Regions from separate parts of the Homo sapiens genome. Here region 2 is linked to region 1. Evidence: chromatin contacts called from ENCODE Hi-C or POLR2A ChIA-PET data. All regions are on one chromosome and are shown on one strand. Each heading gives the region's core, a stretch centred on a gene start or an enhancer-like site at or near the end of the contact. The rest is flanking DNA. Distances are from core to core; before and after follow the strand shown. Region 1 has its middle 4.9 kb from the start of VHRT. Region 2 overlaps CUX2 (cut like homeobox 2).

The links. A loop is a pair of places that touch in the nucleus more often than their neighbours do. ChIA-PET counts read pairs that join two places held with the same protein, here RNA polymerase II (POLR2A). Pooled maps may share reads with other maps.
Region 2: POLR2A ChIA-PET joins it to region 1 with 20 read pairs in activated CD4-positive, alpha-beta T cell. The contact joins two enhancer-like sites. A Hi-C loop is called at or near these places in 2 of 50 pooled maps. POLR2A ChIA-PET finds 5 or more read pairs at or near these places in 4 of 52 experiments (CD4-positive, alpha-beta T cell, OCI-LY7, Panc1 and 1 more).

The regions. Positions count from the first base shown.
Region 1 is chr12:110,930,135-110,933,345 of GRCh38, reverse strand. No RefSeq gene overlaps it. Among named protein-coding and RNA genes, the nearest start is that of VHRT, 4.9 kb to the left of the region's middle. RefSeq lists an enhancer at 1,468-3,211. Within about 2 kb of position 1,910, at least 5 of the 41 ENCODE cell types and tissues checked have a DNase peak (open chromatin) inside an H3K27ac peak, as active enhancers do.
Region 2 is chr12:111,120,535-111,123,467 of GRCh38, reverse strand. All of the region lies in intron 1 of CUX2 (cut like homeobox 2), which reads right to left. Among named protein-coding and RNA genes, the nearest start is that of CUX2, 88 kb to the right of the region's middle. Within about 2 kb of position 1,444, at least 2 of the 41 ENCODE cell types and tissues checked have a DNase peak (open chromatin) inside an H3K27ac peak, as active enhancers do.

The sequences.
Region 1 (3,211 bases), core at 661-3,160:
GATGGCGGGGCAGGGCGGGGGGTCCAGGCAGATGGAAAGGTCTGCATCCTAGGAGAATGGGCAGCCATTTAAACATGCGGGTGTTTGGGTGTGGTGGTTCACGCCTGTAATCCCAGCACTTTGGGAGGCCAAGGCAGGTGGATCACCTGAGGTCAGGAGTTCGAGACCAGCCTGGCCAACATGGTGAAATCCCGTCTCTAATAAAAATACAAAAATTAGCCGGGCGAGGTGGTGGGCACCTATAATCCCAGCTACTCAGGAGGCTGAGGCAGCAGAATCGCTTGAACCTGGGAGGCAGGAGTTGCAGTGAGCCAAGTTGGTTCCACTACACTCCAGCCTGGGCTACAGAGCAAGACTCCATCCAAAAAAAAAAAAAATTTGGGTGGTGATGACCGAGCTGGGTGTTGTTGTTGTTTTTCTTTAATGTCCCTCGGGCTGCCGGGTGGCAAAGGCGGAAGCAGAGACCAGGAGAGCGGGTGTGCGGGTGTGGCCTTGGGTGGCTGTGTGCTCACCACAGGCCTGGAGACTAGACATGAACTCTAGGGAGGAGTTCTGAATTATGATGACCGCTTGGGGCTGCACATTCTACACACTGAATTAAGACTGTATTTGGGGCAGGGTGTGGTGGCTCACGCCTGTAATCCCAGCACTTTGGGAGGCTGAGGCGGGTGGATCACTTGAGCCCAGAAGAGCTCAGGAGACCATCCTGGGCAACATAGCAAGACCCCATCTCAAAAAAAAAAAATACAAAAATTAGCTGAGTGTTGTGGTGCACACCTGTAGTCCCAGCTACTTGGAAGGCTTAGGTGGAAGATTGCTTGAGCCCAGGAGGCAGAGGTTACAGTGAGCTGAGGCTCCAGCCTGGATGACAGAGCAAGACCTTGTCTCAAAAAAGAAAAAAAAAAGACTATTTGGGACTCAGTGATCTTAGGGTTGTCCTTTTCCCCAACAGTGAGAGGAAAAATCCTGACTTTTCATCTGAGAACACGCACAGATTAGCCCCCCGGGAACAGAATTTATGAAGAACGAAGGGTTTTGCTCAAAATTATCTCGAGCCAGCCTCACAGCGCCGCCATGAGGTCAGTGTTCTGAACCAACACATTTTGCAGATAAAAAAATGGAAATGGAGATGGAACCGGAAAAAGCCACTGGACCTGTTTCATCCGGTCAGCAAGCAGCAGAGGTGACATTCTAGCCCAGACCCAACTCCAATGTCCCTTCTTCCCCAAAGTCCCCAGCCAGGAGACCTCAGGAGGTCGGTGGACTCGGGCAGCCCTAAACCATCCTCAAACTCTACGAGCAGAAAACCTGTCTCTCCCTTCCTAGGAATTGCTCTGTATGTCGATGGTGCTGAAATTGGGATAATGTATGCCCCTCAGGGCAGTGAGCAATGTTGAGGACATTTTTGGATATCACAATTTGGGAGGGGGGTTTGCTAATGGCTGCTAGTGGGTGGAGACCAAGGATGCGGCTGATCATACCGTAATGCACGGGACACCCTCCACTGCCGTAACAAAGAATTATCCAGCCCCTCACATCCATAGAGCCCAGGATGAGAGTGCTGCTCCAGAATGGAAGCCCCGCAGACGCCTGCATCTGTGCTGGGGAGGAGCAAGGGCCTGGGCCTGCAGAGCTGGGTGTCCCCTGAAGACTCGTTGAAAGGTCCTTCACCCGACAACCTCAGGTCGGATGACTAATGAGCCAGGAGTGTGGCCTTTATATAGCTCTGGGCCCAGGCATGCGGGACCAGGTTCGGCTGTCACTGTGCCACGTTCTTCAGCAAGGGGGCTCTGGCAGGCGGGCAGGGGGAGCGCAGGGGGAAGCTGGCGGGGGAGCCTGGGGCAGCAGCTGTTGCTGGAATCTGGGACTCGTAGAGAGGAACAATACCCCCGGAATGCCAGGCACCGAGACAGCTGAGCCCGCGGGCATCTGAAGGGCACCAGTAAAAATGGGCTTGTCTGAGTGCCGCTGTCCCCAGTGCAGGCAAGATAGATGACCGAGGGCTAAAAATACCAGGGACAAGAAAGCCACTGCAGGGCTATCTGGGTCGTTGAGGCTGGATCCGAGCTCTGGGATCCTGGAGGGTAGTGAGAGGTGGGGCCGGATCCCCCGGCTTTGAAACCAGAATACCATGGGGAGGAAAAGTGTGTACAGAGGAGTCCGACAATCTGAGTTCGAAGCCCAGCGCTACCAGATGCTAGCAGTAGGGCCTTGGGGAGTGACTACTCCTCCCTGAGCGTCAGTTTCCTCATCTGGAAAATGGGTCTAATATTAGTACCTTCCTCATAGTGTTGTGAGGATTATATCCGACGGTGAGTAAAGCATATGGCTCAGTGCGTGACATGCAAGGAGCTCTAGGGAAGGGGGATGATGGCGATTTGATTTCTTTTGGGACTTCAGTTTGGCAAGCTATGCAGTGGCTGGGTGGTGGCCATGGCGGGCAGGCCTGCCTCCCCCAGTCCACTGGAGCACTCAATACATGATAGCTTCTACTCCGCCAGCTCAGAGCAGCTGTCCCTAAGAGCACTGAATAACGGGCTGGAGGGTGAGGTGGGGGCCGGAGTAGGAAATGAGGCTGGGAAGACAACCAGTAATAACCACACACACTCATACACACACCCACTCACACACTCACACTCTCACATACACACTCTCTCACACATTCACTCACACACACACTCTCACAATCACACACACGCTTATACACACTCACACACACTCACACATTTTAACACACTCACATATACACACTCACACACTCACATACACAGACACGTGGCACACATACACACACGTCACACACATACACTTACACACACATACACTCACACACTCACACAGTCACATACACACCTGTCACACACACTCACAAACACACAGTCACAGTCACACACACTCATACACACACTCACGCAGTCACACACACTCATACACTCACACACATACACTCTCTCACGCAGTCACACACACTCATACACTCACACACATACACTCTCTCACGCACAGTGCCTGTACTCTCCATGCCTGGCGCTGTGCAAAGCCATTTACACTCATTGCATGAGTAACCATGTGGATGGTGCTTGGAACAGAATAAACACACAATAAATGTTAGCTGCTATCGTTAGTATCACAATTATCTAGTTTCACTTGAACGACACTCTTCCAAAGCTAGCATGATAGTTTTCTCCATTTATCAAGTGAAGACTCTGAG
Region 2 (2,933 bases), core at 195-2,694, 190 kb before region 1:
TCATGCCTCTAATCCCAGCACTTTGGGAGGCCGAGATTGGTGGATTGCTTGAGACCAGGAGTTTGAGACCAGCCTGGCCAACATGGCAAAACCCTGTCTCTACTAAAAATACAAAAAATTAGCTGGGCGTGGTGGTGTGCACCTGTAATCCCAGCTATTTGGGAGGCTGAGGCACGAAAATCACTTGAGCCTGGGAGGCGGAGGTTGCAGTGAGCCAAGATGGCACCACTGCACTTCAGCCTGGGCGACAGAGGGAGACCCTGTCTCAAAAAAAAGAAAGAAAGAAACTATATGCCGGGTAAGCATTAGCTATTTCTGTTATCACTCTGGGGTTTATTGAGTTTTCTGAGTCCCTTCAGGACTGGGTCAGCCAGAGACACGGAAGGCTCCTGGGGCCCAGCAGGCCTGGCCAGGACTCCCAGACCTTGTGGCTGCATCGGACATCCAAGGAGGCGATCAAACATTTCCTGCCCATTAAATTACAGCAGGAGTTATCCATCCAGGAAGAAATAAAAACTGTAAATATCAAAGCCGATGCATAACCTTCCTGGGCTTCTGTTGCAACTTCCTTTCTTTAATAATTATTGTTTAAAAGAAGCAGCCTGTGACAGGGCGGGGTGGGTCAGTCCCCTGCCCCATTTGAAGTTCACTGCATGCACTGACTTGTGTCCCCATATCAAATATCTGCAGCCACGAGCAACTAGCCGGTGGCTGTTTGCTCTCTGGACATTATTTATTGCTCGTGCAAATTGGCAGGATCTCCCCTGGTGCATAACTTTTTTCCCTGACTTGTTTCTTTCCAGAAGATCCCAGACTAGGGGGCCAGCCTTGCAGACGCCAACAGAACAATCTTCTTTCAACAGCATTAATTATCTGTATGGCTTTCCATAACAACAAAAGAAAAAATCTTGACCCTACTGCCTGCCAATATTTAAGGCACTCGGAGAGGGAAATCCTTTTATCTTTGCATCTCCCAGAGCAGTTCGGTTTGATGAAACATCCTTCCCCTCCCCCGTCCCGTTTTATATTCCGAACTTTCTGGCCTGATTAATTCTCTCCATCTCCATAAAGGGCTGTGTATACTCTTGAGTGTTGACTTGATTTTCTTCTATAAAAACATCCTTGCAAGAAATTAAAACAGCTTAGCCCATCCTTACTCTAGAAACTACTTGTAAAGAGTCTTATTCCTCGGTAATGAAAGGTGGGGTAGGGGAAATTAAAAGATCTGTCATGGAGGACGGGTGGGGGAGAGAATGTAGAAAATGGAATATGAGTTGAGAAGATTTCTTTAAATTAAAGTTGAGGATTAAAGGCATCAGGCTTTCAAGAGTTCTCGTGAAAGGCTTTTTGGCAGTCCCAGGTGGACGGGCCATAATCTTCTTTTTAAATGGCTATATTTAGACCACAGAGCAGTCAGCCAGTCAAACCAGAAACTTCCAGCAGGGGACTGCATGAGGGATGGAGGATGGTGTTTTGATATGAGCTGTGGAAACGGAATTTAACCTCCTAGGAATGATTTGTTTTTGAGAACTCGTAGCACCTGGAAATAGCACATGTATTTTAGGTCTCGGTGGAAGGGGCTCTTGAACAGTTACCTAAGAATTTGGAAAGGCAAGACCTTACCCCAAATGCCCCTGCATTCAAGAACTGTCAGATTCATACCTATAATGACACCTCCCATGAAAGCATCTGTGGCCTATAACTTATACAGTCATATTTCAATGGGGGAAAAATTATCTTAAAATCCTGTTTTTCTTAAAAGTCCAATTACTGGGTAAAGTACTATTTATAGAAAATACGTTTATTGGCCGGGCATAGTGGCTCACACCTGTAATCCCAGCACTTTGGGAGGCAGAGATGGGCGGATCCCTTGAGGCCAGGAGTTCGAGACCAGCCTGGCCAACATGATGAAACCCCACCTCTACTAGCTGGGTGTGGTGGCACAAACCTGTAGTCCCAGCTACTCGGGAGGCTGAGGCATGAGAATCGCATGAACCCATGAGGCGGAGGTTGCAGTGAGTCAAGATCGCGCCATAGCCCTCCAGCTTGGGCGATAGAGCAAGAATCCGTCTCAAAAAAAAAAAAAAAAAAAAAAAAAGAAAAAAGAAAAGAAAACAAAAAGAAAGAAAAAACACATTTATTTCAGAATCTGCCTTCTAGTTTAAGTTCCATGCTCATGTTTAATGCATCTAAAATTTGACCGAGTTCGCTGCTACTCTGGTTGAGGGCAACTGGGTGACATAGAAAGGTTATTGGAGCGAGGACTATATTATTAATGCACATTAAATCAATATAGTAAAGAATGATTCACCCCCTCAAAAATAAGATATCGAGTTAGTTGTGGGTTGTTTTTTTTTTTTTTTTTTGTGGTAACAACTTTAAGACAATTTGCTTATGTCTGAAATAAACTACCAGCGTCGATGCAGCCCAAGCGTAGAACCCTTAAAAGTCTGGCGGGTGACAGGCAGGAATCTGGAAATAGCAATTCAGTAGAAACAGGAATACCTTGAGCTTCTGAGACAGCAGGACCCCCCCGGGCTGGTTTCAGTGTGGTTTGGTTTTTGTTCATTACTGGAGGCACAAGTAAGTATTCTAAAATCAAAAGTGACAACAACCCAACTTGCAAGGCAACATAATCCTCTCCGAGGAAGCACAAACACGTTTCCCGCATTTATCTCAAATTGCAAATCAAAGTGGACCCCGACATATTTTCTCTATGCTAATCTCCAGCAGCCTGGTAACTTTGAAGGGGTTTAAATTACACCAGTTGGTTTTTGTTGCCTTTTTTTTTTTTTTCCTTGTGGTTACTCCCTTCCTTATTCAGCAGGTCTCCAGAGAGAAGGTGTCAAAGGAGTTGAGGACAAAGGGCATCCTTTATAACCCTAGGCAGCTAGATTTTCCTACACCTGTGAGATTCTACCAGGCTTCCCAAT